2 separate regions of the Homo sapiens genome follow, and region 1 is linked to region 2. The links are chromatin loops, found by intact Hi-C in ENCODE. Cell type or tissue: natural killer cell. All regions are shown on one strand. Links, peaks and the distances in the headings refer to the core of each region. The heading gives the core; the rest is flanking DNA.

Region 1 (12,735 bases), core at 2,642-10,641, 240 kb before region 2:
GGATTTCCAATCAATAGCAAAAAAATTGAAAATGGGACTTTTAAAATGGAAAATAACTTAAATAACATTTCTCAAAAGAAGATATACAAGTGACCAATGGGTATAGGAACAATGTTCAACATCATTAATCATCAGGAAAGGCAACATAATACCACCATGAGATACCATCTCACACCTGCTGCAATGGCTGTTACCAAAAAGACAAGAGATAAAATATATTGGCAAAGATGTAGAGAAAAGGAAATCCTTTTACACCACCAGTGAGAATACAAATTAGTACAGCTAGTATAGAAAACAGTATAAAGTTTCATCAAAACTTAAATATAGAACTGCCATATGATCCAGTAAATCTGCTTCACAGTATGTCTCCAAAGAAATTGAAATCAGTAGGTTGAAGAGACATCTCTTCTCTCATGTTCACTGCAGCATTATTCATAATAACCAAGACATAGAATCAAACAAAGTGTCCATCAATGGATGACCAGTAAAGAAAATGTGGACTATATATACAACGAAATGTTATTGTGAAAATTACACACATAAATATTATTTTGAAAATTTATATTGCCTTGATGTGCCTTGGTTTTACTGTGGCAAAATATATATAGTATAAAAGTTACCATTTTTAAGTGTAAGTTCTGTACAAAAAAATGAAATCCTATCATGTGCTACAACATCAAACTTTGAGGATATTTTGCTAAGGGAAACAAGCTAGTCATGAATACTGCATGATTCCACATATATGAGATATCTAAAGCAGCAACACTCAGACACAAAAAGGAATTGTTTGTCAGGCACTTCAGGAAGAAATGTGTGGGGGTGTTCAGTAAGTACAGTGTGTCTGATTTGGACGATGAATTTTGGAGATTGATTGCACAACATGAATGTAAGTAATTCTACTGAACTGTACACTTAAAGTGGTTAAGATAGGAAATATATGGGGTTTTCACCACAGCTTAAAACCCCCCAAAAAATTGTTAAAAGGACACTGGCAGGAAAATTAAAAAGCAATTGACAGAATGGGAGAAAATATTAGCAAATTATATATCTGATGAAGGATTAAAATTCTGAACACATAAAGTATAATAACAGCTCAACACCACCACCAAAACAACCCAGCTAAAAAAATGGGTAAAGGATATAAACAATAAACAGTCATCCAACAAGGGTACAGAAACGATCAATAAGCACATAAAAAGGTGCTCAGCATCGCGAATCTTTGGAAAAATGTAAATCAAAACCACAATGAGATACCATTAAGCTGGCTATTAGGGTTTACCCCATCAGGATGGCTACTACCAAAAACAAAACAATAAAATGAAACAAAATAACAAGTATGGGGAGGATGTGGAAAAACTGGGGCCCTTTTAAATTGCTGGTAGCAAGGTAAAATCATGCAGTCAGTTTGCAAAACCATACTGTGCTTCTTCCAAAAATTCAACATATAATTACAATTCTGGTCCAGCAATTCCACTTTTTGGTATAATACAGAAGAATTGAAAGCAGAAACTTAAACAGTGTTTTTAAGTGAAAAAAAGTCCACTGATGGATAAATGGATAAACAAAATGTTGTATGTGTGTATATGCATATATATGTATATGTATATACACACACATATATGGCATGAATGAACCTTTAAGATATTATGCAAGTGAATGAAACCATTTGCAAAACAACAAATACTGTATTTAACTTACATAGGTTACCTAGAATAGTGAAATTTGTAGACACAAATTAGAATGGTGGTTGACATACATGAGTGGGGAAAGAGCATTTAATGGATGTAAAGTTTCACTTAGGAAAAATAAAGAAATTCTGAGGATGCAGAGCAGTGATGATTGCACAACAATTTAGATGTGCCTAATGCCACAGAATGTATACTTAAAATGGTAAATATTATATTATATTGTATATATAACAATAATAAATCTAAAGCACATAAAAGAAATAAAATAAAATAAAATAAAATAAAATAAAATAAAATAAAATAAAATAAAAAAACAGAAAATACTCGACTATTGGTAAGAACGTTGCAGCCCCAATGGAAAAGAGCCAGAAAGTTACTCAAAGAAATAAAGAAATAGGAAGTTGGACTGAGGACACGATTAACACCAGGGTGTTTTCCGCTGTCTCTGTCTTCTCTGTATAGACTGAATGTTGAGATTTATTAAAGTCCATAAATTACACTTCTCAGGTAGCACAGACAAAATGGAAGGCATCTCAGAAACCACCCCATATAACACAAATCAATGTCTCTCGGTTCTTCATGCAAGCACCAAAGAGTCCATTCCTAGAAAAGGAGAGGCTAAGAACAAAAATCATTTTCATGTAAATCATTTTGCATAAAATTAATCTGTATCAGGTAGGAGACTCCAATAATGCCCTCAAGGTTGCCAGCAGGTTCGTGTAAGAAGCACTGCAGAGGGAAATACTACCCACTGTTGCTATCTGCTGCCATCACCCTCCTGCCTGTCTACACACACACATGCTCACAAGTTCAGCAGTTACAATAAAATGAGTCTTAGCGAAGGAAAGAAGAGGAGAGAACTGGAAATCTAGAGTAGAAAATACAGTGGCCAAGTACTTGACTCTTGTCAGCAGCAATATAGAGAGAAGGAGAAATGTCCCTTCCTCTTGGTAGACCAAAGTTCCGTAACACTTACCACACACCAATTGGCCTTGGCAATCCAACTTATTTTTCCCATGCCTGTACCTTCTGTCCCTACTGGAATCTTGATGAAAAGAAACTACATGGTCAATGGTGCAATTCCACATGCCACAGGGAGACTCCAGTATACCCAAAGCCTCATTGATAATACTGCTGAGCTTACTAGGAAATGGACACTGAAGATACCATCCCTCCACCTTAACCCACCCCCATCTCAGCCTCCACAGTCATTCAGGAAACCTTCCAAACTGACTGAAGTTTTGCTTCCCATGGTTGGCCCTTCCTCCCCTACAAAGATACAAGTGAGGTGTAAGCAACCACTGGGGATAAAGCAAAGGAGGGCAGTGCAGACCCTGGGAAGTACTGGAGAAAAGGAACTAGCCTGCAAATCAGCAAGGAGCGTATAGGGAAAACCCAGGCTTCCCCACAGAACCCCTCATGCAAAAGTGTCTCGGACCAGGTGCCTCTCCCAGATCAACTATTGCTGTGAGGGACTCCCTTTTCCATTAATCTCTCAAGCTACTACATCTGCTTTTGTGTTCCTCTCATTTCTTTCACATTGTGCCACATGCTGAACCATCAGGGAATCATTTGCCTATGTGACAGCAGAAGCATTTGAATGCTGGGGTCCCTCAATAGAAGAGGTCCCAAAAAAAGAAATCTGTATCTTTCATTACAGTATCTTAGCATTACTTCTTCTCCCCCAAGCACATTCTTGATCTGGTCCCTACAGAGCTGGTTCCCACTCAAAGTGATGGGTGAGAGGGGTTTGCATAGGGAGGGATAGATCTAGAATAGGCAGATCTACAATAACTATTTATTTAAACCCTGAGTGCCTGTCAAAGCACTTGCCTCCACTAGAGTATCACAGGAAAAAAATGCACTCGAGCTAGGTATTTTAACTCATGCCTATAATCCCAACACCGTAGGAGGCCAAGACAGGAGGATCACTCTAGCCCAGGAGTTTGAGACCAGCCTGAGCAACAAAGCAAGACCTATATCTACAAAAAATTAAAATAAAACACTTAGCCTCGTGTGGTGGTATGCACCTGTAGTCCCAGCTCTTCTAGGGGCTGAGGTGGGAGGATCATTTGTCCAAGTGTTAGAGGCTGTAGTGAGCTATGAGCATACTAATGGACTCCAGCGTGGGTGACAATAATAACAATAATAATAATAAGGTACTTATTATTGTTGGATAGAGTAAGCTCCTCTATCCAACAAAATGGAACAAATTATACCATAAAGCTAATAGCAGCATTTATGAGTATACAAAGGGAATATAAAGAAACTTCACTCAGGAGTTCTGAGATTCCTTGCTCTTAATCCAAAGTCTGAGAGTCCACAGAAAGCAGGATAAGGGCCAGAGCACAAAGTAGGAATCCATTTTCTTTGCAAGGAACAATGGGAACCCCATGGGTGCTGCTTAATGTTAGAAGTCTAAAAACACAAAAGAAAGACTTAGAAAAACTTCAGTGTACCAACCACCCACAATTACTTTTCTGGTTGGTCAGAGTTCAGTCACTCCTCCTTGCTCCATAGAACTACACACACTGCAACACATGGAATTGCCTCCAAAGAGCATCAAGCAGATGTAAGGATGCTGGTGCAAATGAGGCCTACCTTGGAGCACAATAGCAAGTGACTAATACATTGCATACCATTAAAAATATTTTTTTCTATAATTTGCATTTAGTTCAGAAAAATGCCAACCAAAGTCCCTCCTCAAAAGCACAAATCAAATCTTGATAGTACAAGCCCAGCTGTAAACAGGAAAAGGCCTCTAACGTTTTCACACTACAGGCTTGTTTATCTTTAAGCCTTTCCTCCAGATGAAACTGAAGCAGGTGAAATGGAAGCAACATTTCTCCAGAAAATGGCACAAGTCATAAAAAGAGACCAATTTATAGAACTGGCAATGAGTTCAGGTATCACTCCAGAAGCATTTCTGTGCTCCCCATTAGGTATCCTAAATATATGAAAAAGCCCATGTTAAAACTTAGGAAGACGGGAGGGAGGGGGAATGGAAGTGGACACAAAGAAATGCAAGCATCCTGCAGGTATTCACCAGAGATTCAAAGTCATGTAGAAGGGCAGGATACAGATTAAGTCAGCCCTGAATGATTCACTGAACCCCAGGTTCTATGGTTATAAAGCTATCAACTCCAGAGTTCCTAAGGAGTAAATTTTTACACTAAGCTTGCCCCAACCCAGCCAAAAGGCAGACCTACATTCCTGATCATCTTGATTGCCTGCTTTGGTGACTTGGGCATTTTAAGGATTCATTGAATAGTCACCACTGCCAATTGATCTCCTTCCCAACATGATGCCTCCATGAAGTGCCTGGAGAGGTGCCAGGAACTTGGAAATGGCCTATGACTATGAACATCTAGTTTAATAAGTCACAGAGTGGATGGTACAGTAGGCAGACCTGAAGACTACACTTTTGCATCCTACAATTGAAGGCAAAAATATTTCTGAAAAGGGGAAGGCTTATAAGGGAAATAGATTGTCAAAAGCCAGCTGGCATTCTTTCTTCCCAAATATACCCTGTTTGAGTCCTGGAACCTACAATGTTGCATTTCCAACCTGGTAAACAGTGGCAAGTGTAGGGAACACAGCACACTCCTGTTGCTAACTTGTCATCTGAAATAACAAGGCCATTTCAGAAGGAAACAGTGACTTTCAGAGTATTCTGCAATTTCCAGGATTATTATTACATAACTGATGTATTTTTAAATAATTATTTAATTTAATTAATAATTCTTACAGCAAGCTTACTACTTACAACTGAAAGTTATTTTCTCAAATCTTAAAAATTCTGTCACAAGCAGCTGAGAAACCAGGTGTACACATCCTAGCCAAACTCCTCCAGACACAAACACGCATGACCCTGTAAGCCTTCTCCCATCACCTCCGCCTAACAAGTTCCCTAAACCACAACATACAAACCATCCTGCACCTCATCCCAATCCTGGGATGTCAGAAAGATTTGTTTAGTTAAGTAAGGAAGTTCGGTTGAGCTTTCTCAGTAGAAGACACTCTGGCCAGAAACTAGCAGCCACCTCTGCACTTCCTCTGTGGGTTTACATCCTGTGGGCTTTATAAGTGCTGAGGAAAGACGACTAGAGACACTGTGCTAATCCTTGCCAATAGCGTTTACACTATTTACAAATTTGTGATTGATGTAAATGGCCTTGACATTCCCCTTACCAAAGTCAAACCAGACTAGAGATACAGCTACAGATCAAACCTTAATGGCAGTTCAAAACAAGTCCCATACGGGTCAGCTTCACCAGAGACATCATAAGCAAAAGAATGCTGCCATTTCTTATAGATTTCTGTGCAGTTTATCAGCCCTCTCCCAGAATTTTCTCCTTGGGTTAAAAAGAAAGCATGATTCCTATAGCCCATTTCCTCAACTAGAAATCAAGTTTGTTCAAACCTCTAGGACTGATTGCTACACTCGGCAAAAGCAGGAGCTGATCTACCCTGGACACGTTGAGGTTTTGGCAGTAAGTCTGTACATGTCACAAAGTCCTGATCTGTCCTATAGCCCACACCATAGTGGTCTCTTTGTTTTGTAAATTGCCCACCTCAATGTCTCCTTTATGATATTTGATTAACTTCATTCCCATAGCATCATTATTAGAGCAAATTACAAGACTAGTGAGTCCTTAAATATGCTTTAACTAAATACTTACATGAGGCTCATTATATGGTTTACCGAAGGCATTACCTTGTATCATAAACTTTCACTAGAAATACAACTGCCCAAGAAACAAATCTTTGGTCTCTGTCTAATGAATATCTTTTACATATAATTGACATTGTTCTTAACAATTAAATTTACCAGGCCAGTTTACCTCCCATCTTAGCACCTTGTTTTTGTTGCTGTTGTTGTTTTGTTTTTTGTTGTTGTTTTGTTTTTTTGTTTTGTTTTGTTTTGTTTTTTGTTTCTTTCTTTTTGAGACGGAGTTCCACTGTTGTCACCCAGGATGGAGTGCAATGGCACAATCTCAGCTCACTGCAACCTCTGCCTCCCAGATTCAAGCAATTCTCCTGTCTCAGCCTCCCCAGTAGCTGAGATTACAGTTGTGTGCCACCACGCCCAACCAAGTTTTGTATTTTTAGTACAGATGGGGTTTCACCATTTTGGCCAGGCTGGTCTCAAACTCTTGACCTCAAGTGATCCACCCATCTTGGCCTCCCAAAGAGCTGGGATTACAGGTATGAGTCACTGCACCCACTTTGTTTTATAAACAGTATTTACCCAACTACAATTATTTTCAAAGTATACAGCCTGGGCCTTGCCTATATCAAAATATACTTCAGCTTTAGCTGAGTGCCCTCAGAGAAGGGGTGAAGGTGGGGAGTACAAGCACAGGAAATTATTTTCAAGTCTTTTTGTTTTCTTCAACAACAGAGGCAGTGGTGGAGCTGGGCAAGTCAAAATGTATGTTCCAGCTTTGGGTCTGATTAAAACTTGGTTGTCTAGAAACCTTGTTAAATGCCTTGTTAAATGCTTTGAAACTCCCATTTAGCAGTTCTGTACAAATGCAAACTTGAATAGCTCTAGGCCTACTTCTTCTAAAAAAAAAAAAAATGAAATGTAGTGTACAAATAATGTAAATCCTAGACAAGTGTCATGTTATCACATGACAAGTGCCAAGGCATTTCCTGTCAAAAACCCATGAATCTATATCCTCTAACCTTTGTAATTTTTTCTTCTATTGACAGCATTTTATACAGCATTTAATAAGCACACCCTGACTGTGTTTCACTGTGACTCTGAGCAAAATAAATGGTAGACTGCATTCTGGCCTGGGCGACAGAGCGAGACTCCATCTCAAAATAAACAAATAAATAAATAAACAAACAAACAAACAAATAAATAAATAAAGGGTAGAAAACCAGTAAGGGTGGGAAAAACAGTCCACAGAAGAGTGTCATGCTGGAGAAATGTCTTCAAGTGGGTAAGGAAAAATAGCATTTAGGAGTACTTCTACTGACCAAAAAGAAAACAAAAGTATTTTTTTGGAGGAAAGAAGCCACTCTCACTTGTCTGGTGGCTCAAAGCTGCGCAGATGTAACGTGTCTGGTTACAGCTTCCATTCCCAAGATAAACCAGTTTTTTTCATGATACTCTGCCCTCAGTTATCAGGTAATTTTCAAAAGATACAGATCTGATTTTCTACTCATGCTAGAAACTTTTTAAAAAATACAAAACATAAAACAGTGATCCCTGGCCGACTTTGCAGAACACCACACTGAGCCCTCATAACATCCAGATTTAATCCTTATCAAATGTATCCCGCACTTCCGCTTCTCCAGCAGGCCACTTCTGTCTCACCTGTTCCAACCAGGTCTCCTTCCTCTAGCAGCTCCTGTTCCCTTCCCCAAAACAATGATGAAAAACTTGCCAGCCAGGCATGGTGGCTCATGCCTGTAATCCCAGCACTTCGGGAGGCTGAGGCAGGCAGATCACCTATGGTCGGAAGTTTGAGACCAGCCTGGCCAACATGATAAAACCCTGTCTCTACTAAAACTACAAAAATTAGCTGGCCTTGGTGGTGGGCGCCTATAATCCAAGCTAGTTGGGAGGCTGAGGCAAGAGAATCGCTTGAACCTGGGAGGCAGAGGTTACAGTGAGCCAAGATCATGCCACTGCACTCCAGCCTGGGTGACAAAGCAAGACTCTCGTCTAAAAAAAAAAAAAAAGAAAAAAAAAACACTTGCCAAAGAGCATAGTGCTAAGGGTTAAGAGCTTTAGAACCAATGTCTAAACCATAAAATGATCCTATTTAGTGGGGAAAAAAAAGATTCAGTCCTTTCAATATGTACTCATTTAAATTACAAAGAACTGACATAAAGGGAAAGAGGCAAACCCAGAGAAATAACCTCAGTGGAGAGTATTAACTGGTCAGTCCCAGGACACTGGCATATCACTGTCAGAGGGAATAGTAGCAGCAAGAAATGAAGGCGCAATCCACAGAATATGACTGGTTAGCTAAGGCACGATTTATCCTTAGGACAATAATGTCCCTAGTGTTCTTTGGTCCTAAAGATGGATGACTGTTCAATCTTAACAAATGAAAAACTTACTGAGGCTGGAGGGCCCTAAATAACTTATCCGTAAGGACAAAACTCAAGCTCAAACGTAGAAGTGCACAGAGAAGGCAATTGCTGGTCTAATTTTTCCACTTGAAATCATTATTTTCTCACGCCGTATCCTTGAGGAAATTTGGAAGACTTCCCTAATACTCCTCCCTAAATAACAGTAAAAAGATACCATTTCAGTCCTAGAAACTAAATTCACAAGAAGCCTTGAACCCAGTTTCTCTTACCTGCAGTAATCTTTTAGCACGTTTTAAAATTTCATACTTTTTTCCTATATCCCACTCTCTACTATGAAATTGACCTCCCTGGTGTGAGGTCATTAGTTCCCAGAAGACCCCACTTTCCCTTCCTCCAGGAGCCCAGAATAGGAAGAGAGAGAAAAAAAAAAGGTAGGTTGGCTACTCTCAGGTCTCCAACTCATTGTTAGAAACTAGGCTTTGACGCTCTAGTTTTGCCACGTAGTGAACAAATCTATCTGCCTTGGGCTAATGTCTTCAAAAAGTACTTTTACACTAGTCACAGGGCTGAAGCAAAACTACCAGAGAGGGGGAAGGGAAGCAGGTGAATGAAGAGACTAATGGGAGTGGCTTGCAAGCCAGGTACTGTGCCCTACAACTCTCGCGCTGCCACAAAAAGCCAATTAACGAAGCAAACTGTTTTATCTTTTCCTCTCCCCAGAAGTTCGCCCTAGAAATCAAAAACCACTGAAGCTTAGGAGTGGCAAACATCGGTTCCCGTTCCGATGTTTGTTCCCACACTATTCCCAGTTTCTAGTTCTCATGGACGCTCCAATGCCCAGGGTTACCGCCAGCTCGGCTCCGTGAGGCCGCGCAGGGGGCACCAGATCCTCGGCCACCTCTATTGGTTTTCCAGCCTTGGACCGCTTGCTTCTCCTAACCCCAAAACTCCAGATGTGCGAAATGGCTCCGCTGTGCGACCCAGCAGTTAGCGGCAGGAGGGACAGAGGGATGATGTCAACTCGTTTTGCCAGCCGAGCACGCCGTCGTGGCCCGGCAGCCCTGGTCTGCGGGCCAGCCCTCCGCAAGTGACTTTTAAAGACTTTCTAGCCTCGATAATCTGACATAGTTCCGACCTCACCCCGCACCGAGATCTGGGTGGGGTGGGCCTTCCCTCTCAACCCCTCTCATAGCATCCCAACACCTCAGGAGAGGGGACGTTCCGCCCAGGCACTGCGAGACAGAACTCAAGTTGCTGACTTCCCCTAACACACCCAGTCTTACTTGGTCCTCGTAGAGTAGGAGGATTCCCAAAGCGATCTTCTACCAACCGAGCCCGGGAGCTCGGTGTCAGAATTGCCTACAAATCCGACCGTCCAGTCCTACCCGCGGCGCGCATGCAAAGTGCACCGCAAGTTCGCGCTCTCTCGGAAGTGTCTATAGCTTCCGGAAGGGGGAAGGAGAGGGAGCAAGGCAGAAGGAGGCTGCCTAAAAAAAATAAAAAGTAAAAAGTAAAAAACTCTTGCGATAAAAGTCTATTGTATTCCTGTCATGATAGCTAGAGCTCTGAAGAACAGAAATTGGTGTTGGAGGAAGGTGCCAGAAATGGTACGGAGCGACCCCTACTGGCCCTATAAATCTACCCCTGTGGCAGTTACTATTAGCATTAAAAGACCCTCCTTTCTTCAAAGCAATAGTGCCTTTTCATAACCTTCCCCCACCTAAAATGGTACTCCTCCCCACATTCTGAAATCACAAGGACAAACAACACCTCGAAGTTGTGACCCCGGGGCCGGACGCGGTGGATCACACCTGTAATCCCAACACTTTGGGAAGCCGAGGCTCGTGGATTACGAGGTCAAGAGATCCAGACCATCCTGGCCAACACGGTGAAACCCCGTCTCTACTAAAAATAGAAAAATTGGTTGGGTGTGGTGGTGCGAGCCTGTAGCCCCAGCTACTCAGGATACAGGCAGGAAAATTGCTTGCACCCGGGAGGCGGAGGTTGTAGTATGCCAAGATGGCACCACTGCACTCCAGCCTGGCAACAGAGCGAGACTCTGTCTCAAAATAATAAATAAATAAATAAATAAATAAATAAATAAATAAATAAATAAATAAATAAAATAAAGTGGAGGCCTCTGAATCTCTTGGTGATCTCACATGCCCTGCTCCTGGCACCCCAATCTGGAGCCCTGATCTGAAACTCTTTACCTAGCAGTTCCTCTAGTTGCACATAAACAATGAAAATATAGTTTAGCTTCAGGTTTTCAACATTAGCAAAACTCTGTATCCATGCAAATCAATATGACAAGTACGACCTAAAAGCTCTATCTGCCCTGTGTCGATGTACATTAATCATTCCCCCCCATCATCTTTGAGATCACTAGTTATGTTTTCTGCTAGGTTAAAGATCTTCGGACAGACTTGCCGCCGAATCTAATCGCCAGGAGTGAGCAGGCGATGCTGGTTGGGGTGACAGGGTGCTAAAAAATAACCAAGGGAGAACAGCTCGATTATTAAAACCCACAACGACTCTCACTCGACAAAAATTCATACAATCCCTTGGCAGAATGTACTGGGGACAACTGCCAAAAGCAGTCTAGATAGCTGTAGACCAGGGCAATTTGTCCACCTCAGGGACTGACAAAAGAGGCCAGTCACTCTGACCAGAACGTCTTCTCATGGCTCAGCTACCTGTGCCTCAGCAAAGAACAGACTTTCCAGAGGGAATCGGGAATTCTGGCCAAAAACACTGAAGAAAAAAGTCAGTATGAGTGGTAGCCAAACTTGGCCTCCTGCCATTCTGACTAGATCCCTAGCAGGGCTGAGACATAACAGCAGGCACAAGAAGCCCTGATGCAGGAGGGTCCCCTCTTGCAGAGAAAAGAGCTCACCTGCCCCATGTGTGGTCCTCAACGCACTCATGCACACATGAGAATTGCACTGAGGCCTAATAAAGGACCTTTTGGGCAGGCACGGTGGCTTAAGCCTATAATCCCAGCACTTTGGGAGGCTGAAGTGGGGGGAATCACCTGAGGTGAGGAGTTCAAGACTAGCCTAGCCAACATGGCAAAACCCCCTCTCTACTAAAAATACAAGTATCAGCTGGGCATCATGGCAGGTGCCTGCAATCCCAGCTACTTCGGAGGCTGAGGCAGGAGAATCGCTTGAACACAGGTTGTGGAGGATGCAGTGAGCCAAGATTGGGCCACTGCACTCCAGCCTGGGCAACAGAGTGAGACTCCATTGCAAACAACAACAACAAAAGGGACTTCTGAGCTCCTTCAGGCCTGGGGCTGGTGGGAGGTGGGGAACAGGGGTGAAGAAGGGGCTATTGTATGAGATACCACACCTCAGGCGTAAACGCACAAAAGCCCTTGCCCCTCCCATGTTTTTCAAAACCTCCAGGATGGCATTCCCAGGGCTACCTGGACCTTCTGAGGAAAGTCCTGGTGATCCTGGGGTTCTGGTGGCATTGAGGCCCAGCCAGCAGCCAACATGGGCTCCACCCAACAGCAGTCTTGCCAGCTTAAATCCTGCTATGCTGGGGTAGTGAAAAATCCTTGAAGCAGGGCAGAATTTACATGCATGTCTGGGTTGGTGGGGGCTTATGCTAATCCACCCTACACAGGCCTTCCTGATGGTTCTCCAGAGGGGTTGGGGGGGAAGTATACAAAAATGAAAGCATTTTTTTTTTGGCTTTGTCTTTCCCAGGCCACCAGACCCTGCATCACTTGAGACAACAGAACCACAAAATATGCAACATCCACTACTCAGGTTCAGAAAGTGGAAAGATATTCCTCCCTTTTTCCATCATCATCCATCCATTCAAAGTCAATAACTCAAAATCTCTTAGAAATCTTGCTTCATGCTCAACACATACCCTCTTTTCTGCTCCATAATGAAAGAAACAATAACCAGAATAAATTTGAAGAATTGAGGGCCATCCACATTCAGGTACGTCACTTTGCCCTCTGTTTCCTGTTTCT
Region 2 (12,735 bases), core at 1,755-9,754:
TTCACTGACAAATCCAAAGCTAATCCTTATCTATTCAGCCCATACAATTCATGAGGCAAAGTTCCTCTGCTTTAATTCTAGGGTCAGGCAACTAGGGAATACTGCTGTAGCCTAGAGCCTGCCAAAATTATTCAAACTAGCCAATCCCATACTTCTTATCCTGCTCTGTCTTGCCTTTCCCTTGGTAAACCCAATATAGGCTATGGCCTAGGTGCTTTTCTTATTCCTGCTTCTTCTGCATATCCAAGATAGGTTTTCCTCTCTAGCACTGTGTAGCATATAGTGACTACCTCTCTAAGGCCTGTGATAATAATAAACTTTGCTTTCCTGAGTCTCTGTGGTCACACCTACTGACCATCACATGGAAGACCATAGAATAGAACAAACAGTTAACAATAACTGATTTGTACAGTGTGCTTTGCAAAAATCGTTCCAAGATTCACAGAAATTAACAATACCTTATAACCGGGCATGATGGCTAACCTCTGTAACCCCAGCTACTCCAAAGGCTGTAGAGGGAGAATCACTTAAGCCTAGGAGTTCGAGAATAGCCTAGCAACACAGCAAGACCCCATCACTTAAAACAATAGCAATATGTTTTAAAATTTATAAAAGCAAAACTACAAAGACAAAATATTATAAACCAGACCTATGAACAAAATAATTAATAATTCATTTCAATTAATTTTATCCTGAACCAGACATATGTAAAACAATGCATTCAGCAATGAATTTTCCCCAATATCAAGGTCTAGATGAACCTTCTCAGCTATAGGAAGAATAACAGGAGTAACAGTCACTCACATCAGGCTGTAGCCTTTTTGCCCGTCGACTGTAGCTGCTGAACTTTGAAGGCTGCACAGACTGTCTAAGGGGGATGCTGTGGGGCTTGTATTCCTTATCTTTTACCTCATTGTCAAACGGGTGTGTGTTACATTGCTAGAGAGAAAAAAATATATAGAATCAGAAATTGAGTCATATTTGTAATAAGTGATTCCTTCATTTACAACTCTAGCAAATAAAGCTGTAGTTCTTTCTAAATTACACAGGTCCACTCCTCTTGTTCTTTGGATAGAGCACATATCCTGACAATTTTCGTGCCTCTGCTTATGAATGAGCATCACAGAATATGAAAGAACATGGTCTTTGGACTGTATTGATATCAATCTGGGTTTTTACTCTTATTCTCTGTGTGCTTTCAGCAAACATACTGAACTTCTCTCTTTGTGCTTCAATTTCCTGGATGAAAAACAAGTAATAAAAATACTCAATCTGGGTGTGGTGGCTTAAGCCTATAATTCCAGAACTTTGGGAGGTCGAGGCAGGTGGATCATGGGGTCAAGAGATCAAGACCATTCTGGCCAAATGGTGAAACCCTGTCTCGGTAAAATACAAAAGTTAGTAGAGCCTGGGTGACAGAGTGAGACTGTCTCAAAAAACAAAACAAAACAAAAATACTGAATCTTTAGAATTATGTACGCTAAGTGAAACATGTTTATAAACATAAATACACAGTTTTTATAAAATATTTTAAAGTTTTACGGATAATAAAACCTAAAAACTGGCCAGTCGTGGTGGCTCATGCCTGTAATCCCAACACTTTGGAAGGCTGAGTCAGGTAGATCACGAGGTCAAAGGATCGAGACTATCCTGGCCAACATGGTGAAACCCCATCTCTACGAAAAATACAAAAATGAGTGGGCATAGTCACGCGCCTGTAGCCCCAGCTACTCAGGAGGCTGAGGCAGGAGAATCACTTCAATCCAGGAGGTGGAGGCCGCCTGGCCAGAGTGATAAGCTGCCTCAAAAACAAAACAAACAAACAAACAAACAAAAACAATTAACTTATTATGTAAAATTACCCTGCTAAATCAGTTTCCACACCCTGAGTTAAACCCAAGTCACACCAAGCTTTTAACCTAAACTATCTTCAAGTGAACCAGCCTCATGAAAGCTTAGGAACACCATTATCTTTTTCAGCCAGGCATGGTGGCTCCCGTCTGTAATCCCAGCACTTTGGGAGGCCGAGGCAGGCAGATCACAAGGTTAGGAGATCAAGACCATCCTAGCTAACATGGTGAAACCATGTCTCTACTAAAAACACAAAAAAATTAGCCAGGCGTGGTGGCAGGCCCCTGTAGTCCCAGCTACTTGGGAGGCTGAAGCAGAAGAATGGCGTGAACCCGGGAGGAGCTTGTAGTGAGCCAAGATCCTGCCACTGCACTCCAGCCTGGGCAACACAGCAACACTCCATTTCAAAAAAAAAGATTATCTTTTTCATGTAAGATACTTAAAATAGGAAATGGTTTCCTCTAACTTCTAGTTTAAGATCTTCTCCATAAAAAGATCTTAGTAAACATCAACCTCATAAGATAGAAAGGTTACTCTAGTTCTTACTTATGTATAGCAGGAATAAAACTATGCCACATAAAGAGGCTGCAAAGTATTTTCTAGGGCCAATTCCTGGAACATCTTCACTCTAGAGATTTAGAATCTATAGACCCTGACTACTCAAGAGAAAAGTCCAATCCAAAGAAAAAATACAAAAGAAAACAAAATCACATCAGGCCACAAACCAGTTTAAGGGCCCTCACCACATGGTTGGCTCCAGACTGAAACATTTCATAGGGGTAAATAATGCGTTCGTAATGTGATCGTAGCAGGGAGCCAATGTTTTTGCCTGGTGGGTAGTGGAGACGCTGGGCAACTCGAGCCCACCGACGATCCTTGCAGATGGCTTCATAGCCACCTTCCTCAATCACAATCTGAAAGTATAAGAAACAATATGGATGAACTGTGAACAGACTGGAAAGGGCTACCAACACAACAATGAGACTTGAATATGGGGGGCTGTGCCCTTCCCCCAACACCAATCATTGCAAGACTCAAAGATTACGTCAAGAAACGCTGCCAGGCTCTGTGTTCTTTCCTTTCCTGCCTATTGTTTCTACCACAGAAGATCCTTGAGGCAAGGCTTTTTGTTTTTCCTTTAGAAAGTAGACTACTCTTACCTTACTAAGGCTGTAGAGGTCCAAGATCTTCCGCTCCACATTGGGAATCTTTAAAGAGGAGCCTTGAATTTCCCAGAATTTTGCAATCTGATCCAAATAGTTCAATTTCACTCTAGTTTGGGCCTGGGAAAGAGAGGGCCTTATAAGATTGGCATACTCCTTAACCTGACTTCATCGAGTATGCAGTAAATGAACAAGTATTATTCTATGCTATCTACACTTCTCCACCAACGTGCCGGAGCCCCAGCTTCACTGTCTTATCTCACCAGCGGGGTCCACAAAAAGCTCAAATAAGCTGAGTCTTTAATCTATAAAGAGCTAAGAATGTGCCGTCTTAGGATCAACATCATGTCTAAATTTAAGGAATTATTCTTGGACTTAAAGGTGGCTTGACCAAAAATATGTAGGCTCCAACAGTATTTAGACTCAATATCATCAAGACACTCATTTAGAATGTACTGATATATAATTCAAAGAATTAAAATATTTTTCTAGTTCATGTAAAAGAGCTGGACACAAAACCAGTTTCTGAATCACTGCTTTCTTACTCTAACTCATACACAGCTTCTAGCTACTGATCATAGTCAAAATCCTAAGAGTAAAAGAAAATGACAAATCATTCATATACTTTCTATATTGAATACTAAACTGTGAAGACTGAGTTGACTGCTTTAAAGAGCAAGTTTGCCTCTGACATTTTATTAAAGCAGAACATATGTAATACCATCACTCTGTTGCTGGATATTTAAAAGATCCTATTTCTTGTCTGAACTCTGCTTCTGTTAAAGAACTAAAAAAAATTTAGTCACACTGGGTGCAGGGGCTTACGCCGGTAACCCCAGCACTTTAGGAGGCCAAGGCAGGCTGATCACCTAACGTTTGGAGTTGGAGACCAGCATGACCAAATCGGTGAAACTCCATCTCTACTAAAAATACAAAAATTAGCTGAGCCTGCTGGTGTGCACCTGTAATCCCAGCTACTTGAGAGGCTGAGGCAAGAGAATCCCTTGAACCTGGAAGGTGGAGGTTGCAGTGAGGCGAGATCCCGCCACTGCACTCCAGCCTGGTAGACAGGGTGAGACTCTGTTTCAAAAAAAAAAATTCATTCATTAAATATGTGAGTACGAGAAGACAAAATGGGAAAGGTACTGTCATTTTGATAGTTCTAACCTGAAACTATTGAACAGCGAAACAATGCATCATTCTTCCTCAGATATTTAAAGCCTTTGTGTTCTACCATTTTTGTGGACATAAATTATGTATTTTATAGAAGACTTTCTCCAAAATCAGTATTCTGGAAAATGGTGGAGTTCGGGTTCAAATTCAATACATTAGATTTCAAAACTTAAGTTCTACATTATTATGAAACTACAACGGCAAGATTAAAGATCAGATTCCTTTAAAAAAAGTGTGCCTCCCAATCTTACCTCCAGTTCATTTAGCCTTTGGACGCGAGGAGTAAATCTGAAATTGTCAACTTCTACTGCAAAAGGAGGCTGCCAATCCTAGAAGAAAGTGTAAGGACCTGGTAACTATGGCACAGTAAAGGATGAAGATAGTGAAAACCACAATCATTTGTTCCCACTCTTTTAAAGTCTTCTGGTAACCATTTTTGTACACAAGGGCCTCAAATGATTCCTTCTTCATAATCAAGATTAACTGCAAAAAAAAAAAAAAAAGGAAAAACCCTGCAAATCCAAAACTCTCCTTGATATGTGTCCTTCGTAACAGACGAAAAAAAAAAAAAAAACCTCTATAATCCCAAGGCTAGAAAGCGACTCGACTTCCAAGGAATGACGCACATCTGAACAAACACTATGCTATTTGGGTTATGAGTCCTTACTAAAATGAAGATAAATGTAATGCAGATAAAAAATTGTTTCACTTTTTAAAACCTAAGCCATTATCTCTTCCCACTCCCAGCAGTACGAAAAAGTTTAATTGCAAATGCTGAGAAGTGCGAACATCCACATAAAAATAACGTTGCAGCCTGGTTCAATATATGAGAAAAAAGCTGTATGCTCTGCGAAAACTTTTTGACTTCTCTGAATATTGTGTTAGTTGTTCACGACGACAGCCCAGGCTTATTTCAGTTTACATTCTTAATTCAGTCAAACTTCTACGAGGTTCATTTAGTAGTTTTCAGTATAGCAACCCAAAATGGTCTACGTTTAATAATAAATTTAATTGATGGCAAAGGATGCCACATCACTCCCATTATTTGCTATATTTGCTACATACATCTAAGGTCATATCAAAGAAAGAAAACACCAGTCCAAGTGGTTAACACACAAGCTTATATAACTTGCTTCTGTCATAGATCAAGTACTTCTGAGTAAGCTATTTTTTTGCGGTTAAATGTAATAAAAGCTTGTGTATGCCTAAACTATATTTAATAACAGCAGAACGTAGAAATATTTGAATCTTATATTTTTGTCCCTACAGCAGTCAGATGTTTAGAACCCCGTGGAATGTGGCGATCTGATACTAATATTCTGATGCCAGCTTGTTCGGGTCAGAAAAGTTAAATGAGAAATTTGGTGCTAAGGGTTTCTGGTCATGAGTGTAAATAACGCCTCGCCAAGTGGTAAACTGCCCCAACGTTCAAACCAAAGGCTACCCATTCCCAAATTTTGTTTCAAAGACTTACCGCGGGTGGGCGGATTTTGCAGATGCCAGACTTCTCTGCTATGGGCCTTATTTTCGCAATGTAGCCAAGCGGGTCTTGGAATTCAGCCCAGCTAGGCTCAAAAACCGGGCACTCCGGTGGCGGCAGGAACTCGTCACACCCCGGTTCCATGTCGGGCCTTAATGCTAAGCTGTAAAATAAGAATCACATTGTCTTTAATGACGCGCTGGTTCCTCCTACTAAAAGGCCTATGAAAATTTCATTTTCTTGAGAATTTCAAGGTTACTTTAATCCCGTAGCTGCTTACCAATCGTCAGGGATCCTAGTTTTACAGCCACCATCTTGACCTCCGGGCCCTGCAGTGTGGTACGAGCCGTCTCACTCCGCGGATCGATTTTTCCGGCGCTATTTCCAAACCTGTGAGACCTTCCGCACCTGAGATAAACGCTGAGGACGCAAGAGCGATTTTACCAGAGGAAAACAGTCACAGAGCCGTCGCTGGACTCATATTAAACAGTACTGCGACAGAACGAAAAAGCAAGATAAAAATAGTATGGCCGGATCTTTTTTAAAATGGGACCACTGCGCAAGTTACGCCTGCGTATTGCAGGGAAGGACCGTAAAAGGCTGTGGTGCTGATCAACGAAGGATTTCTCGGAGAAAATTCCTCCTTTGCGGAAATGTCCGTAGAAACGCACCTTTTTTTTTTCCTGCCAGGACAAACCGCCGGCGATATCCGTTCATGTGAAAGTGTTTACTAACATTCTCTGAAGACTCACTGGGTTCTCAGCTCGAGAACGTTCCTGTCACAAGACGTTTAGGAGGCAGGATGCCGGTACAATGTATTTATGTTCTTGTAAACTGTTGCATTAACAGTGCACTTCAAGTGGGCACATTTGTCGTTGGATTTTTTACCAACTCGAGCTTGGACTTTAGGACGGGGAAAAGAAGTGCTAAATGTTTTTGAATAAAACCTTTACTGCACATGATAAACATCCCTTAAAAATTACCTAGGAGCACCCTAAATTTTAAAATGATCACAAAGACCTGGACAGATTACAGTAAACCTTCAACATCGCTAAACACACGTACCATAAATCAAAAGAAACACACTGCTAATGATCCGTTTTTTGATGTGGAAATATCATGCTGTTTTTAAGGGAAATTATACTTTATTGCGATGTTTTATTTCAAAACAAGATGTTACACTTTATTTCCTATAATTTTATTTACAATATTTTACACCCGTTAAGCAAAAATCCCCCTACATTGCTATTCTGTTTTTTTTTAATCAGTTCACTACTGTAGTATCTTTTTGTTCTCCATATATTTTTGAAAAATACGCAAAAGGTAAGTTTTAAAAATCAAATGGTAGATTTTATTTGGAAGGGCACTGCCAGAAGTGCCTTAAAGTTTGATAGTTTGACAATTGTTTCGTATTGTACGATTCTTGGCATTTCCGTTTTTTTTTTTAACAATTTATCCATTTCATCTAGATTATCGGCTTCATGAGTTTATTATACTACATTACATATATATTCCTGTTTCAAAAGTTGTTACTTAATTTTCTGCTTTCTTTTTCCTAGTTTTATCTACATACTTTTTCTGTTTCATAAAGTTAGAGTTATAGAGTTCTATTTCATAAAATTAGTTATAGAGCCTGTATTATTTCAAATGATGAGATCTTTTTTCTCTGTTCAAGATAATTCATTATAATACAGCTTTATATTTTATGAATTCATTAGTAAATAGATATTTCAATTTCTACTTTTAGCTATTATAATGTTGCTATTAGCATTTGTGTACCGGTTTTTGTGTGCATGCTTAGTGTCATTTCTCGTGTGTATACACCTACAAGTAGAATTAGTGGGTTATATGGGAACTTTAGGTTTAAACTTTTCTTTTCCAAAGCATCTTCATCATTTAATTTCCATCTAAAGTGGAATACCGTTCTAGTTTCTTCATGTCCTCACCAATACTATAATTACATGACTTACTGATTTGACCATTACAATGTGTATGAGATCTCATAGAGTTTTGAGTTGGACTTCTTGAATTACTAATGATACAGTAGTGTTGAGCATCTTTTCGTAAGGTTGTTGGCTTGTTCATATGCTTTATATACCTTCTCTGGAGAAATGTCTATTCAAAATTTTTGGCTCTTTTCACATTGGTTTGTCTTTTTTTGTTTAGTTGTAATCTTATCTGATTCTTTTATCAAATATTTGATTTTTATAAAAAATAATTCTGTAAGCTGGCTTTTCTCTTTCCTAATAGTAAACTTTGAACAGAAAGATTTTTAATTTGATCTTTATCCAGTTTGCTTTTTTCTATTGTCACTTGTACTTTCAGTGTTGCCTCTGAGGGGATTTTGTCTAACCCAAAATCACAAGGATGTACTCTTCTCCTCTATTCTAGGACCTTTATAGTATTAGCTTCTACATTAAAGTCTTTGATACATTTTGAGTTAACTTGTGTAAACACTGTGAAGTAATGATCCAACTCAATATTTTTGCGTGTTGCCATCTAGTTGTCCCAGAATTTGTTGGAAACATTATTATTGCTTCATTAATTGTTCTTGGCACTCTTGATAACATTCCGTTGGCCATAAATGTATGGGTTTATTCTTGGACTCTCAATTTCGTTCCATATTTATATGTATGTATATATTCTAATGCCATATTGTTTTTATTGCTGTAGTTTGTGGAAGGTTTGAATTGGGAAAAGTGAGTAATCCCAACTTTCTTCTTGTTTTTTTCGAGACTGTTTGGCTATTATTTGTTTCTTGTATTTTTATTACCTTGCCTGTTTCTACAGAGAAACAAGCTGGGGTTTCAACAGACAAGCAAGCTGGGACTGAGACAGAAATGTTGAATCTACAGACAAATTTAGGAAATATTTCCATCTAAGTTTCCTATACATGGACAAAGCATGTATTTCAATTTATTTAGGTCTTCTTTGGTTTCCTGCAACAAAGTTTTATAGTTTTTGGTATTTTTTGTATATTAGTATTTAGTATGTATTATATATATTTGAAATTAATTTACTTCAGATTATCTTATTCTATTTCTGCTACTATGAATCAAATTTTTAAAAGATTTCCCCTATTAAGGGTTTGTTAGTGATACACAGAAATATGATTAATTTTTGTATGTTGATCTTGTGTTCTGGCACCTTGCTAACTTCATTTATTGTAATACATATATTTTTTAACTTTTAAGTTCAGAGGTTCATGTGCACTATATGATGGTTTGTTTTATAAGTAAGCCTGTGTGATAGGGTTCGTTGTACAGATTATTTCATCACCCAGGTATTAAGCCTAATATCCATTAGTTATATTTCTTGCTTCTCTCCCTCCTCCTGTGCTCCACTCACCCACTTATAAATGAGAACATGCAGTATTTGGTTTTCGGTTCTGGCGTTTGTTTGCTAAGGATAATGGTCTCCAGCTGTGTTACTGCAAAGACATGATCTTGTCTTTTTTTATGGCTGCATAGAAATCTATGGTGTATATTTACCACATTTTCTTTATCCAGTCTATCACTGACGAGCATTTGGGCTGATTCCATTGTCTTTGCTTTCGTGAATAGCTGCAGTGAATGTACATATGCTGTTGTGAATACCTGCAGTGAACATACATGTGCATGTATCTTTATAACAGAATGATTTATAATCCTTTGGGATATACCCAGTAATGGGATTGGTGGGGTTGAATGATAATTCTATCTTTAGGTCTTTGAGGAATTGCCACACTGTCTTCCATAATGCTGAACTAATTTACATTCCCACCAGCAGTGTAAAAGCATTTCTATTTCTCCAGAACCTCACCTGAATCTGTTATTTTTTGACTTTATAATAATAGGTATTCTGACAGGTTTGGGATACTATCTCATTGTGGTTTTGATGCGCATTTCTATAAGGATCAGTGATGTTGAGCTTTTTAAGATGTTTGTTGTCTACATGTGTATGTCTTGAGAATTGTCTGTTCATGTCCTTTGCCCACTTTTTAATGAGGTTCTTTGTTTTTTCCTTGTAAATTTGTATAAGTTCTTTGTGTATGCTAGATATTAGACCTTTGTCAGATGCATAGTTTACAATTTTTTCCCATTCTGTACTTTGTCTATTTAATTTGTTGATGGTTTATTTGCTAGTGCAGAAGCTCTTTAGTTTAATTAGATGTCATTTGTTAATTTTTTCTTTTGTCACAATTGCTTTTGACATCTTCTTCAAGAAGTCTTTACTCCTGCCTATGTTCTGAATGGTTTTGCCTAGATTTGCTTCTAGGGTTTTTATAGTTTTGGGTTTTACATTTAAGTCTTTAATCCATCTTGAGTTAATTTTTGTATATGGAGTAATAAAAAGGTCCAGTTTCAATTTTCTCTATATGGCTAGCCAGTTTCTCACAGCACCATTTATTAAATAGAGAGTCTTTTCACCATTGCTTTTGTAAATTTTCTTGAAAATCAGATACTTGTAAGCATGTAGTCATATTTCTGGGTTTTCCATTCTATTCCTTTGGTCTATGTGTCTGTTCTTTTATCAGTACCATGCTGTTTGGGTTACGGTACTTCTGTAGTGTAGTTTGAAGTTGGGAAGCATGATGAATTTAGTTTTGATTATGTTGCTTAAAATTGCCTTGGCTGTACAGTCTCTTTTTTGGTTTCACATGAATTTTAAAATAGATTTTTCTAGTTCTGTGAAGAATGTTAATGGTAATTTAATGGGTATAGCATTGGATCTATAAATTGCTTTGGGCAGAGTGGCCATTTAGTGATATTGATTCCGCCTATCTGTGAGCATGGAATACTTTCCATTTGTTTATGTCATCTCTTAGTTATTTGAGTAGTGATTTGTATTAATAGTTCTTCCTGTACAGGTCTTTCACTTCCCTGGTTAGCTGTACTTTAGGTGTTTTATTCTTTTTGTGGCTATGGTGAATGAGAGTTTGTTCATGACTTGGCTCTTGGCTTTACTATTGATGGTGTATAAGAACGCTAATGATTTTTGCACATTGATTTTGTATTGTGAGATTTTGCTCAAGTTGTTTATCAGCTTAAAAAGCTTTGGGGCTGAGATGATGGATTTGTGTGCATATAGAATCATATTGGTTGCAAACAGGGATAATTTGATTTCCTCTCTTCCTATTTCAATATCTTTTATTCCTTTCTCTGGCCTGATTGCCCAGAACTTTCAATACTATATTGGATACAAGTAGTGTCAGAGGACATCTTTGTCTTGTGCCAGTTTTCAAGGAAAATGATTCCAGCTTTTGCCTTTTCAGTATGATGTTTGCAGTGGGTTTTTCATACATGACTTTCATTACATTATTTTGAGGTATGTTCCAGATATGGCCCCGATAAGTGGAGTAGCACTAGGATCCTTATTCTTGCACTGAATTGAATAAAATGACACGGACACACGTGAGTGGTTTTAAGGAGTGGAAACTTTAATAAGAAAGAAGCAAGGAAGAAGCAAACAGGTACCCTTACAGATATGGAGTTGGGGAAGAGGGATTCTAACAAAGAGAAAATCCTGTGTGCAGAGAAAAGTTGCTGCTTATATGGGAAAGCTGGTGGAGGTGGTGTCTGATTTGCTTAGGGTTCAGGAGATTGGTTTGACCAGGCTTGCCATTTACATAGCCCAGAAAAAGTCTGGCCCTTCCACCCTAGCCTTTTAATATGCAAATGTAGGGCACCATGATGTTCTACACACATAGGGTATGTGGGGGTGGTCATTTTGCCAGGCACATGTAGGGGCAAGGAAGAAAAGGGCAGGAATTGTTATGTTTGGGTGGACCCAGTTTCTGATGGGCAGCATTTTCATATCATAGCTTGCTGCCCGGCTCTCTGAGCAGGGGCTATTCAGGTAGACAAGAAACATTTCTGGAGCTGCTTTCAAAGAAAAAAACTTCTGAAGGACCCCTTTCCCTCCCATCTGCTTATAGTAATTTTTTAATAAATCCTACAACATTCCTTCCGTAACTGGTTTATTGAGAGTTTTTAACATGAAGTGATATTGAATTTTATCAAAAGTCTTTTCTGCATCTATTGAGATAATCATGTAGTTTTAATCTTTAGTTCTGTTTATGCAATGAAACACATTTATTGATTGCCATATGTTTAACCAACCTTGCATTCTGGGCCTGAACCCTACTTGATTGTGGTGGATATGTTTTTTGCCATGCTGCTGGATTTGGTTTCTCAGTATCTTGTTTGGGATTTTTGTATCGGTGTTCATCAAAGATACAGGCCTGAGGTGGTGGTGGTGGTGGTGGTTGTGTCTCTGCCTGATTTTGGTATCAGGGTGATGCTAACTTTGTAGAATGAGTTAGGGAAGGGATCCTTTTTTCCAGTTTTTAAAAATAGCTTCAGTAGAAATGGCACCAGCTCTTCTTGGTACCTCTGATAGAATTCAGCTATTAATCCACCTGGTCCTGAGATTTTTTTCTCTCTATTTTTCTTCTCTCTATTTTTTTCTCTCTATTCTCAAATAGAGAATCTCTCTATTTGATTCTTCTCTCTTTTCTTCTTTATTAGTCTTGCTAGCGATCTATCAATTTTGTTGATCCTTTCAAAAAACCAGCTCCTGGATTCATTAATTTTTTGAAGGGTTTTCTGTGTCTCTATTTCCTTCAGTTCTGCTCTGATTTTAATTATTTCTTGCCTTCTGCTAGCTTTTGAATGTGTTTGCTCTTGCTTTTCTAGTTCTTTTAATTGTGATGTTAGGGTGTGAATTTTGGATCTTTCCTGCTTTCTCTTGTGGGCATTTAGTGCTATAAATTTCCCTCTACACAGTGCTTTGAATGTGTCCCAGAGATTCTGGTATGTTGTGTCTTTGTTCTCATTGGTTTCAAAGAACATCTTTATTTCTGCCTTCATTTCGTTATGTACCCAGTAGTCATTCAGGAGCAGGTTGTTCAGTTTCCATGTAGTTGAGCGGTTTTGAGTGAGTTTCTTAATCCTGAGTTCTAGTTTGATGCACTGTGGTCTGAGAGACAGTTGTTATAATTTCTGTTTTTTTACATTTTCTGAGGAGAGCTTTACTTCCAACTATGTGGTCAGTTTTGGAATAGGTGTGGTATGATGCTGAAAAAAA

The links. A loop is a pair of places that touch in the nucleus more often than their neighbours do. Peaks named below come from ENCODE experiments on the same cell type or tissue, not always from the same donor. Only the 100,000 strongest peaks of a DNase experiment are listed, where the experiment ranks them.
Region 1: it touches region 2 in a loop (3-fold over the local background); 4 of 110 quality-filtered maps call a loop at or near these places.

What each region holds. Positions count from the first base shown.
Region 1 is chrY:19,493,005-19,505,739 of GRCh38, forward strand. It overlaps the pseudogene BCORP1. Among named protein-coding and RNA genes, the nearest start is that of KDM5D, 250 kb to the right of the region's middle. In natural killer cell, for the core only: no CTCF peak of the experiment used is centred there; DNase peaks (open chromatin) are centred at 5,747, 9,347 and 10,357; H3K4me3 peaks cover 1,181 bases; H3K27ac peaks cover 2,178 bases.
Region 2 is chrY:19,738,724-19,751,458 of GRCh38, forward strand. It overlaps KDM5D (lysine demethylase 5D), which reads right to left and starts at 6,003. Exons shown (of 27, transcript NM_004653.5): 1 at 5,948-6,003; 2 at 5,662-5,830; 3 at 4,439-4,516; 4 at 3,012-3,134; 5 at 2,595-2,765; 6 at 805-939. The coding sequence starts at 5,811. It overlaps KDM5D-DT (KDM5D divergent transcript), which reads left to right and starts at 6,062. Exons shown (of 3, transcript XR_938630.4): 1 at 6,062-6,990. In natural killer cell, for the core only: no CTCF peak of the experiment used is centred there; a DNase peak (open chromatin) is centred at 6,098; H3K4me3 peaks cover 2,098 bases; H3K27ac peaks cover 1,383 bases.